2 separate regions of the Homo sapiens genome follow, and region 1 is linked to region 2. A link is a contact called in ENCODE Hi-C or POLR2A ChIA-PET data. All regions are on one chromosome and are shown on one strand. The core of a region is the stretch at or near the end of the contact, and the rest is flanking DNA. Distances in the headings are between cores, read along the strand shown.

Evidence for each region. Hi-C counts contacts between places; a loop is a spot of excess contacts on that map. ChIA-PET counts read pairs that join two places held with the same protein, here RNA polymerase II (POLR2A). Pooled maps may share reads with other maps.
Region 1: a map with no recorded cell type shows a loop between it and region 2 (2.6-fold over the local background). The contact joins two enhancer-like sites. A Hi-C loop is called at or near these places in 1 of 37 single-sample maps with no recorded cell type and 6 of 50 pooled maps. POLR2A ChIA-PET finds 5 or more read pairs at or near these places in 2 of 52 experiments (activated CD4-positive, alpha-beta T cell and activated naive CD4-positive, alpha-beta T cell).

The regions. Positions count from the first base shown.
Region 1 is chr2:127,346,472-127,352,623 of GRCh38, forward strand. The region is part of intron 1 of MAP3K2 (mitogen-activated protein kinase kinase kinase 2); the gene reads right to left. Among named protein-coding and RNA genes, the nearest start is that of MAP3K2-DT, 38 kb to the right of the region's middle. RefSeq lists an enhancer at 5,516-6,015. Within about 2 kb of position 2,165, at least 2 of the 41 ENCODE cell types and tissues checked have a DNase peak (open chromatin) inside an H3K27ac peak, as active enhancers do.
Region 2 is chr2:127,191,876-127,198,055 of GRCh38, forward strand. CYP27C1 (cytochrome P450 family 27 subfamily C member 1) reads right to left here. Exons shown (of 9, transcript NM_001367502.1): 6 at 3,460-3,626; 7 at 1,914-1,992; 8 at 1,219-1,422. Among named protein-coding and RNA genes, the nearest start is that of CYP27C1, 25 kb to the right of the region's middle. RefSeq lists a silencer at 5,078-5,372. Within about 2 kb of position 2,841, at least 5 of the 41 ENCODE cell types and tissues checked have a DNase peak (open chromatin) inside an H3K27ac peak, as active enhancers do.

The sequences.
Region 1 (6,152 bases), core at 915-3,414, 150 kb after region 2:
TCCAATACCAAAACCAGACAAAGCCATCACAAGATGAGAAAACTAAAGATCAATATCTCATCAATACAGATGCAAAAATCCTCAATAAAATACTAGCAAACCTAACCTAGAACATTAAAAAACAAATTATATACCATGCACATTTGGGATATATCCAACAAAATCAAGGTTGGTTCAGCACATAAAATCCAATCAATGTAAAAAACCACATTAACAGAACAAAGAACAAAAACCAGGCAGGCACAGTGGCTCATGCCTGTAATCCCAGCACTTTGGGAGGCTGAGGCAGGCGGATCACCTGAGGTCAGGAGTTCGAAATCAGCCTGGCCAACATGGCAAAACCCTGCCTCTACTAAAAATACAAAAATTAGCCAGGCATGGTGATGGGCACCTATAATCCCAGCTACTTGGGAGGCTGAGGCAGGTGACTCCCTTGAACCTGGGAGGCAGAGGTTGGCAGTGAGCAGAGATCATGCTGCACTGTACTCTAGCCCGCGCGACAGAGCGAGACTCTGTCTCAAGGAAAAAAAGAAAAAAAAGAAAAAAGAACAAAAACCAAATCATCTCAAAACATACAGAAAACACATGTGCCAAAATTCAACACCCTTTTATGCTCAAAAGATAACAAACAGAAGAGGACATAATCAAGTTGATTATGGTGAAAAACTTCATGGTGAAAAACAGGATACATTCCCAGTAAGGCCAGGAATATGGGGATGTCCACTCTTGCCACACATCTATTTAATATTGTACTAGAGGTTCTAGTCAGAAGACGAGGCAAGAAAATGAAATAAACGGAATCCAGACTGGATAAGAAGTAAAACTATACCCATTTGCAAGTGACATAATCTTAGATACAGGAAAACCTAAGAAACAAACAAAAACAGTATTAGAATCAATAAACACGTTCAGCACAGATGCAGGATACAAGGTCAACATTCAAAAATCAATTATATTTCTATACATTAGCAATAAACATTCTGGAAATAAAATTAAGAAATCAATTTCATTTACAATACCACCAAAAAAAATAAAGTACTTAGGAACATATTTAACAACAACAAAAAAATGCAGCTTGCACTCTAAAAACTACAAAACACTGTTGAAAGAAATTAAAGTAGACCTAAATATACAGAAAGACATCCCATATTCATGAATGGGAAAACAATATTTTTAAGATAGCAATACTCCCAAAGTTATCTACAGATTCAATGAACTCTCTATCAAAATTCCAATGGCCTCTTTTAGCAGAAACGGAAAACTGATCCTTAAATTCATATGAAACTGCAATAGGCACTGAATAGCCACAACAATACTGAAAAAGAAAAATAAAGATGCTCAGTATCATCTGTCATCAGGGAAATGCCAATAAAAATCAAAATGACATACTACCTCACATCCAGTAGGATGACTATAATCAAAAAGAAAGACAATGACAGGTGGTAATGAAGATGTGAAGAAATATGAGCCACTGTTTCCACTCCTATTGTATATACCCAAGAGAACTGAAAGCACACAACCACACAAAACCCTGTAAATTCAATGCAGCACTATTTATAAGAACCCAAATGTCCATCAACTGATGAAGAGAGAAACATGTCCTATATCCATATGATGAAATATTATTGACCATGTGTGGTGGCTTACAGATTACATCTGTAATCCCAGCACTTTGGGAAGCTGAGATAATTGGATCACTTGAGGTCAGGAGTTTGAGACCAGTCTGTCCAATGTGATGAAACCCTATCTCTACTAAAAACACAAAAATTAGCTGGGCATGGTGGCAGGAGCCTGTAATCCCAGCTACTCAGGAGGCTGAGGCAGGAGAATTGCTTGAACATGGGAGGCAGATGTTGCAGTGAGCCCACATTACGCCACTACACTCCAGCCTGGACAACAGAGTGAGACTTCATCTCCAATAAATAAATAAACAAATAAATAAAATTCAGTCATTAAAAAGAATAAAGTACCTATACATGCTCCAACATGGACAAATTTATGCTAAGTGGAATAAGCCAGATTTTTAAAAAGCCCCATATTCCACTTACATGAAATGTCTAGAATAGCAAATCTACAGAGACTGAAAGTAGATTAGTGATTTCCTAAAGCCAGGGTATGGGAAATGGGGAATGACTGTGAATGAGTATGAAGTATCTTTTGGGGGATGAGGAAATGTTCTGGAGTGAGGCAGTGGTGATGGTTGCACAACTCTGTGAATAAATGAAAGATTACTGAATTGTAGTATTTAAAAGGGTGAATTTCATGGTATGCAAATTATAACTGAAAAAGGAAGGAAGGGAGAAAGGAAGGAAACAAAATAGAAGTGGCTGGTTCTATGAATAACTAGAGATCATTTGCTCACCTAGAGAAGCAACTGCCTCAGCTCCAGTCAATAGCTGCTACAGAAGTTCGGGCTCAGTATTATCAGATATGCTGGTTTTTCAAAAAGCCCTAATCCAAATTTTAATGTGAGATCTCCCCAATTTCAAATATTAGCAACTAATTCAAATTTTTACAAAAACAACCATGTTATCCTTGCATGCTGCCATTTTGTAAGCACTGACAACTTTAATTTCTTTTTAGTTATATTATTTTCAAATGTCAAGTAACATTAAGGAATTATCAAAGAAAAAATGTAAAAATTATTAACACAGAATATAACATAAAACAAGAAAGTGTTCCTTTCTTTTCTTTCTTTTTTTTTTTGGAGACAGGGTCTCACTTTGTTGCCCAGGTTAGAGTGCACTGGCATGATCACTGCCTGCGGCAGCCTCAACTTCCCTGACTCAAGTGATCCTCTTGCTGCAGCCTCTCAAGTAGCTGGGACTACAGGTACGCATCATGCCTGGCTAGTTTTTTGTTTTTGTTTTTGTTTTTTTATATGGCGTCTCACTGTGTTGCCCAGGCTGGTCTCAAACTCCTGGGCTCAAGCAATCCTCCTGCCTCGGCCTCTCAAAGTGTTGGGATTACAGGCCATCCAGCCTGGTCTCGAGAAAGTGCTCCCTTCATCATGCCTATCAGTACCATTTCAAGGGCAACCACTGTATTACCTCAGTTTTTAGGACTTTTAATCAAGACAAATATAAGACTAAATTTTAAACAGCTGAGAAGAAAACATCTAGTCTAAACATCTTATTTTAAAATCTGAGGGCCAAAAAGATAATATAACTTATAAAGTTGGACAAAGCTAAGACTTGAATACCTGTTTCTTATTTCTTACTCAAGTAAACTTTCCATAATGCCATATCACTCCAATTTACCTTTTGAGGAAACAACTAGCTGGAATACAAAATTCTCCTACCATACATATGCACATAGAGAAAGTCACAAAGTGGTTGGGGAAGTTTTATTTAGTATATTCTCTTTCAATAAAAATTTAAATTCTCAACGAAATTTTTCAGGTGGTTTTGTTTTGTTTTCTGTGACAGGGTCTTGCACTGTCACCCAGGCTGATGTGCAGTGGTACTATCACAGCTCACTGCAGCCTCAATCTCCCGGGCTTAAGCAATTCTTCCACCTCAGCCTATAGCATTTGCTACCACGCCCAGCTAATTTTCTGTAGAGATGGAGTTTTGCCACGCTGCCCTGATGTCTGCAAGTACCAATCCCCACTGTACGGCTGAGGAATCAGAATATGACTGAGATACAGCTGATTTAGAGGAGGTAATTGCAAAATGAGCCTAAAACATCTCACTGAACCAGAAAGAAAGCACATAAAGACTTATGGGGACATGTCAGAAGGCCACAGGCACAACTTGAAGGGGATTCCACTTATCAAATATGGGACAATTTGAGCATCAAAATAAAAATAATGTTGGATTACAGGCCCACTGAATAGAAAAAATGAAACAATGAAGTTAGGCCCAATAGCTATAATCTCAGCTACTCAGGAGACTGAGGCAGGAGGATCACTTCAGCCCAGGGGTTTGTATCCCACCAGGGCGACATGGCAAGATCCCATCTCCTGAAACAAAAACAAAAACAAAAAAAAAAAAAAAAAGAAAGAAGAAAACCATGAGTCCATAAAAACAAAGATAAACAAATAAATCAACAATGGGAGGAAGAGAAAGCTTTTTCTTACAGTAGAATGTCAACTAATGAATGTAATAAAATTAGAAAGACCACCATTCAGCAATCATCAATAGAAATAATTAAGTAATAATTCAACCAAGAAAAATCAACAAATGCTAAAGCTAGTGGATGAAAAGTGTGATGAGGAATGAGTTACTTAGTTTCAACACACCATCTCCAAAAAATAATCATTTCCACTCATTTTTCAAAGGAAAAAAAAGTACCCTTTCTAGTGTAGAAAGCCAGCAGACAAAAAAAAAAGCTTAAGTCAAGTGATCCATGTTAATTAAGATCATCAGTAACAGGCAAATTAAAATCATGTACCTAACTAGCCTGACTTCAATTTTTAAAAATTAAAAAAAAGTGCCAACTGGTAAGGTAACACTGAGAAGAATACCACATCACCTCTGTGATACTGCTACCAAAAATTGATAACCTGAATTGATTCATAGGGAAGCATTAGACAAATCTCAATTGAGAAATAGTCTAAGAATTAACTGCTCTGTAAACCTCAAAACTGTCGAAATCATGAAAGTCAAGGAAACGTTATGGCTGTTCTAGATTGAAATACATCAAAAAGACACAACAACTAAATGCAAATTATAATCCTGATTGAATTATTTTCCTAAAATGAGCATTATTGGGACTACTGGCAAAACTTGAATGGGTTCTGTGGATTAGATGATATAATCCACAGGTTCTATCAATGCTAACCTCCTCATTTTGACAGTTGGATTCTGGATATGTAGAAAAATATCCTTATTGATAGCAATTACAAACTAAAATATTGTGGGGTGATGGGACCTCATGTTAGCAAGTTACTCTCAAATAATCAAAACAAATTTCTTTATACTGGTTTTGCAACTTCTGGAACTTATTTCAGAAGAAAAAAATTGTAAAAACAAAAACAAAGTGAAAAAAATCTATTCTTCTCCAGTCTTATCAAGAAGCATCTCTATTTTTCCAGTTGCTCAAAACAAAAATTTTGAGATAGGCTTGACCCCTCTCATGCTCTCACCTTATATTCCAATCCATTAGCAAATCCCATTAGCTTTCCCTTAAAAATATATTTCACTACTCCAAGCCATAATCCTCTCTTGCATGGATTACTGAAATAGTTTCATATCTGATCAACTTGATTTTACTCCAAACTCTAATATAACTCATTTCCTATACAACAATAAGGATCACCCTTTTAAAAAGTAAGTCAGAGAATGTTAATGCTCTCTCTCTGTCAGAAAGTACTGGTAGTTTCTCTACTTTGAATAAATTCCAAAGTCCTTGCCATGGCTTACTTCATATAATCTAGACTTCCCTACTTCTTGTTTTTTTGTGTTTTTTTTTTCTTTTTTGAGACAGGGTCTTGCTTTGTCACCCAGGCTAGAGCGCAGTGGCACAATCATGGCTCGCTGCAGCCTTGACCTCTTGGGCTCAAGTGATACTCCCACCTCAGCCACCCAAGTAGCTGGTACTACAGGTACGCACCACCATGCCCAGCTAATTTTTGTATTTTCGGTAGAGACACGGTTTTGCTATGTTGCCCAGTCTGGTCTTGAACTTCTGGGCACAAGCAATCCACCTGCCTTGGCCTCCTAAAGTGCTGCGATTACAGCCGTGAGCCACCATGCCTGGCCAACTTCCCTACTTTTGGTGTTATATTCTACTACAGTAAAGGTTAGATACAGAACACTGCTACTTCCGCCAAGACTAACACAATGGATGATCCCATCCCCACCACTGCAAAAAAAGAAAAGAAAAGAGAAGGTTGTTTAAATACCGGTAGGCTAAAAACATAAATATCCATTACAGCTTCCATGGCAATGCACTCTCACGAGTCTCCATTCTTCACCCCACTTCCCACATCTCACCTGAGTCTGCTTCAGAATCTCTTCTTCCTTGTTTGGCTATTAAATGCCAGTGTCATTTGAAGTTTCATTCTTGCACTACTACTCTTTTCATTCTATTGAGTCTCTTGAAGAAACATCACCTATAAACTAACCCTCAAATCTGTATCTCCAATCTAGACAGAGCTAAGCTTCAAATTCCAAATTATATAAAACTAGTTGTTAGATATTTTAATC
Region 2 (6,180 bases), core at 1,591-4,090:
CACCCCAGCAGAGTCTCATGGGCCACCTGTGCCTCCAGAGCCAGCCCTGAGCCAGTGGGGGTTCTCCCCACACCTCGTTCTGTGCCTCCTCCCTGGGCAGTAGACCCTTACCTTCTCCAGCTCTGGTGCCCACCCTGAGCCTGACCATCCAGAATCCCTCTACCCCTCCTCCCAGCCAACCAGGCTTCCCTGGTCCCTTACTCTCCCTTCTGCCCAGCTCCGGTCTCCCAGTGAGCCTGGAGGGGGCACCTGCATGACTTGTAGGGGAAAAGTCAAGACACCTGGATCCTGCCCTGCACCTGCCACTGTGGGACTTGGTAAGTGGCTGTTGCTTTCTGAGCCTCGGTTTCCTCATCAGTAAAATGGGGAGATGAGGTCACCAGGCACTCCCCACATTCTCCAAATGTTCAGGCAACGATGGAGCTCCCAAACTTCGGGCCAAGGTTTCCCGTCGCTGAAACAGTCTTCTCCAACTTGCAGGAGAGGCTAATGGGTGGAATTTTCTCCGCCATTGACTTTACTTTTATAAAATTTCCTTCAGGTGTTATTTAGTTCCTGCTATAGCCTGAATCCAGATACGGTGCAAACCCAGAATTATGTATCTTCACATGTAAGGTGTTCTGTAACAACACCCAGGGCTTCCTGATGTTTCACAACCTAAGAAGCTTGAGAACCACTGCTCTGTGTAAATGGTTGGGTCAGTTAAACAAAGGAGACCAGCAAGAGCACCACTGTGCCTTTCCCGGGGGGGGGGGCTGCTGCTGACGGTGCCTGAGAGGCCAGCTCCTAACTGCAGACACGGCCACTAGAGGTGGAGGCGGGGTCCCCAATCCCCACAGGGCCTCGCTTAGACCTCCAGGGTTTCTCAGAGTGTAGCCACGCGGTTGGAGGACAGGGTGGGCACGGGAGATGGGGAGGCATTTTCAAAGGATATCATGCAGAGCTCTTATTTTTGGATAGGGTCTCACTCTGTCGCCCAGGCTGGAGTGCCGTGGTGTGATCACGGCTCACTGCAGCCTTGAACTCCTGGGTTCAAGTGAGCCTCCCGCCTCAGCCTCCTGAGTAGCTGGGACCACAGGTGTGAGCCACAGTGCCTGACGGCTCTTGATCTTAAGTTTCCAAAACCGTCTTTGCTTTTCAACCTGGAAGTCTTTATCCTGTTGTGCCCAGTAGAAAGAGGCCGAACCCAAAGGCCAACGTTTGGCCTCCACGCCCTACCTGGATCACGACGAGGTGAATCTCCAGTTCTGCAATTCTCCGCCCTATGCAGCTGCGAACCCCATGACCAAAGGGGATGGATCCAAAATTGTCAACTCTATCTAAGTCTCCTTTCCGCAGCCAGCGCTCAGGCCGGAACTCCTTGGCCCGAGGGAAGTTCTCATCCTGGTACGATGTGGCATAGTGGCAAAGGGCCAGCTGGGTCTGAGGAAATCAGGGATGACAGAAAAGGGAAAAGGGGCAGAATCACTCAAGAGCAGGGCAGGGCCCAGAGCCCTAGCCGGACAGTCTCCCGGGGTGCTCCCGCCTGGGGGCCGCCCGGGTCCACTCACACCCAGGATGGCAGCCGCTCCCCCCTTCCCACTCCACACTGCACCCCAAATGTCACTGCAGCCACTGAGAAGACCGTCGAGCCCTTCAGAGACTCCCAGCGGTGACTGGCCACTTCCACACGGCCTGGGGAGCAGGCCAAGGAGCATGGGCTGCCTTGCTGGTGAGCAGTAAGTTTCCAGAGCAGTGAGATCACACCATTCCCTTCCTTTCTCCCAACACCCCATCTTCATCTTAAAATACATGCAAAAGAAAAGGAAACCTATTGATCTCTGCTTAGGGACAAAGACTTCCTGAAGGTAGAAGCAGATTCCAATTCAACCCCGACCCGCAAGGCCTGGCCACCCCCATGGCCCCAAACTCACGCCTTTCGGAATCAGATACCCGCCAATAACCAGGTCTTCCTGGGTGACCCGGCCGTTCCCTGGCAGCACTGGAAACAGCCTGGAAAAGAGCCAGCGGGGACGGGAATGGCGTGGTGACTTTCACAGTATTTTATTGAACGTTCAGAACCCTGGATATATTCCCATTTCCATTAAAAATTCTTAAAAAGTAACACATGGTACATTTTCAACTGAAACATTTTGCAAGGACCTTTGCTGCTTCTTTGTTGGCTTGCTTTACCAGCGAGTATTCTGAGGAATGTGGAAAAGACTCCCAAAGCAAAACATTTGCAAAACACAAAGCCAAGCCTTTCACATGCCATTGTGTTCCCAGGAGGGAAATTCCAAGTTTCTAATATTTTATGTGACCACGGGACCACTTTATCAAGGAATAGTTCATAGGACTTAAGGCCCCATGAAATGCATTTGGAGAAAAGATACTTCGGCGATCGGATTATCTCAGAAAACCCTGAATAAAACTTTAATTGACAAATACCAATAAACCCCACAGCCAGCTGCTTCTTTTTTTTTAATTTTGAGGTTCAACAGCATGCTATATAGGTTGACGGTCATTATCAAGTCAGCTTTGAAAGAATTCTTTAGTATATACTGCAGAAAACAAGCTTTGCTTTTTGTCGCAGCATTTCCTCACAGAGGATGCCGTGTTTGGGGGAAGGGATGTAATCCGTCCCTAATCCCACCTCCTACCCAAACCATCCCCTCAACCCAGGACAACCCACATCCCTCCGGCTTTTCTGTTTGTCAGGAAAGCCCTGTCTGGGAGTAATTGAGCCTCACTGGGTGGCGTCTAAACCCAGATGAGAACATTCACTCAAGAACCATGAGGTTTGTATCCAGGTCTGCAAATCAGCTGAACAGGTCAAACTATTTTCCTAACAAATCGATCTTGTTTCGTGTTATCTTCAGAGGAACAAAGTCAAAGGCCATTGACCCAGGAACATTTTGGGAAACCCCCAGTAAGCCAATTGGCTAAAGCAGGGACAATATTCAATGACTGCTCCAAAGATCTTTTTTCTTTTTTTTTTTTTTTTGAGACAGAGCCTCGCTCTGTTGCCCAGGCTGGAGTGCACTGGTGCAATCTTGGCTCCATCACCTAACTTCAAGCGATTCTCTTGCCCCAGCCTCCCAAGTAGCTGGGACTACAGGTGCCTACCACCACGCCCTGCTAATTTTTGTATTTTTAGTAGAGACGCAGTTTCACCATGTTGGCCAGGCTGCTCTTGAACTCCTGACCTCAGGTAATCTGCCTTGGCCTCCCAAAGTGCTGGGATTACAGGCGTGAGCCACTGTGCCTGGCCCAAAGATCTTTACAGAGAACAAGGATTATGTCGACCCATAAAACAGAATGGTCTTTCTGCTATTCTGACAAGAGCAGAGAAAAAATAACAGTCACGAACATCCTCATCCTGAACAGGTCAGCCGGGGGGGCATTTGGAGGACTTGTTGTGATAGAGAACCAGGGACCTAAGGGACACAGTTTGTTGACGGATTCTGGCGAGCCTTTTACCTCAGGGTTTCCTTAAGGAGAGCTCTGACCAGCGGGACCTTGGGGACATCAGCTGCAGTTGGAACATGCCTTTCCCCTAAATTCTTCACAATCTCCCGGTACACCGTCTGCTGCACTTCTGGGTGCCTTGCCAGGAGGTACACAGTCCAAGACAAGGTGAAGGACGTCTAAGGAGAGAAAGTGGCAGACACAGGCAGGCAGTGAGTAACACCAGGGACTGAAACAGAGGCGGTGGCAGGTAGGAAGTCCCCTGGGAATACACACAGCACAAAGTCAAACTCATCCAATTCCATATAGCACCTAATGTCTTACTAAAAACGAAAGACTGTTTCCTTAATTCATGGCAAATAAATAAATAAATAAATAACTGAACGTATTTGGCAAGTGACATTGACTCTATGATTCATGTGCTCCTGTCATGAAGAGCCACAGGAAAAATGATCCTGGAGCTTTTTTTAATCACTGAAGAGCAATATGTCAGGGATGCCGTGGAGCCTGGAGGATCTGCTGGGACTTTGTGTGACCTTCTTTGCAGGGCTTGCTCGGTGTGTGCCAGAAAGGGCCTCAGGCTGCCCCCCGGCATCCCCAGGATGCTGGGCCCGGCCCACTCTGGCTGCCCTAATCTAGAGATTGGAGTGCACAGGAGATCACTAGTTAGCCATCGTGTCCTGCCTTCATCAAGTAAGGTCCACACAGAGCAAGTCAATAACTCGTCTATGCAAAGCAGTGTCTTTTTTTTTTTTTTTGAGACGGAGTCTCGCTCTGTCGCCCAGGCTGGAATGCAGTGACGCGATCTCGGCTCACTGCAAGCTCTGCCTCCCGGGTTCATGCCATTCTCCTGCCTCAGCCTCCCGAGTAGCTGGGACTACAGGCGCTCACCACCACGCCCGGCTAATTTTTTGTATTTTTAGGAGAGACAGGATTTCACTGTTAGCCAGGATGGTCTGGAACTCCTGACCTTGTGATCTGCCCACCTCGGGTCTCCCAAAGTGCTGGGATTACAGGCGTGAGCCACCACGCCCGGTCAGCCATGTCATTTTTTATACCTCTTCTCAAACCTTTCTACTTATTGAAAATAATTGTTTTATTCTCGTAGGTCCCAAGATTTTCGCTAAAATCAATAGTATCATCTATGGGACTACATTTCACTCTCTAGTAAACAAGGAAATGCCACAGTATAAAGGCCTTTCTCTTTCACCAAAAAAAAAAAACTAATTTAAGCAGGCAATATTGATATCATTTTCTTGTAGAAGATATCACGTGTTTTAGAGGGCAGCCCTCTTGTATATATAATATAATGTGCAAGGTCTTATAAATTATAAAAGATTACTTAGATGCTTCCTATCAAGAGAATAGAAAATTTCTATTTAGATCACATTTTTATGGAAAAAATGTGGTATATCCATACAATGGAATACTACTTAGTAATAAAAAAGAATCAATTACTGTTCTATGCCACCACATGAATGAACCTGAGTCATTCTTCTGAGTGCAGGAAGCCAGATGGAAAAGACAGCATGCTATATGATTCCATTCTCATCAATGTTTAGAAAAATGTGGCAGTGGTTTCATAAATGATTCCATCTGTCAAAAATCTGTATCGCATTATGCAGTTTAAATGGAGTTGACTATGCATAAGTTATACCGCAATAAAATCATACTAATTTTTAAAAATCAGTATGAAGTTGTAAGAATTTGTTCCCTGGCTTCTATTGTAGGATGCTAAAAGGAACAGCTTCCTTCTGAATGCCACCTCATTGTGATGTTCTTAGTTACCACCAGGGGACAGGAGGCACAAGCTCAGCGACGAAGCCATTCATTGATTTCTTCACCTTTCAAGTGGTGTCTTAATTTGAGCGAATCCACACCATCACATTCAGGTAGTTAATTAGAATTCTCATTGATTGCATCATTTAGTTTGCATTTAGTTCATATACTTTTTGTTTTATTGTTGCACAAAATCCAAAAGAATAAGGAGTTTATGCTGTGTGGGTTTGTTTTTGTTTTGTTTTGTTTTGTTTTTCGCTTTTACATGCTTAAGTGATATTACAATAAAAATAAAGCCTTGAGGCTTTTTTGCCCCTTTAAGATGTAGGTCTGTGCGGGGCGTGCCTTATTCAAGGCCGGGAAGCACCCGTGCAAAGGAAAAGCTTTGAGATGATGGGCTTGGTTGTTTAGTTTCCCCACCTGTTAATGAAGTCAATGACTCCTACCTTAGAGGAAGCTGTGAGACAGGCAGGGTGTGCGTGCAATGCTTTGGAAACAGCGAAGCGTCACGCAATCTTAATTCTCTCTTTCCACCCGACCACCAGCAGCACCCCAGCCCGCAGCTTCCCCAGTTTCCAGCCAGAAATTTCATTATCTTCCACCCACTGAAAGCATCAGCCTAGCTCCTCCCTGTTTTGCCATTTCCTTTTAGCAAATTTTACAACTGCTTTCACCTGTACCTACACGGCGATCATTTTCACACGTATCCTATTAATTGTATCATATTACACATGTGCTTTTGAAAGGAACTTGGCTCCTTATTCCCCCCGGACCATGCCACCCCCAGCCAGCCAAAAACCCATGTTAACTATCTAGTGTGTTCCCTCCACGCGCTGCTCTGTGTTCGCACAGTCACGGACAGATGTGCAGATGCACACAGCCGGGAGGGGGCGGTGCCGCTGCATCTTACTCACAGGACACAGTATACATGCTGGTCTGCCTCTTCCTTTCCCA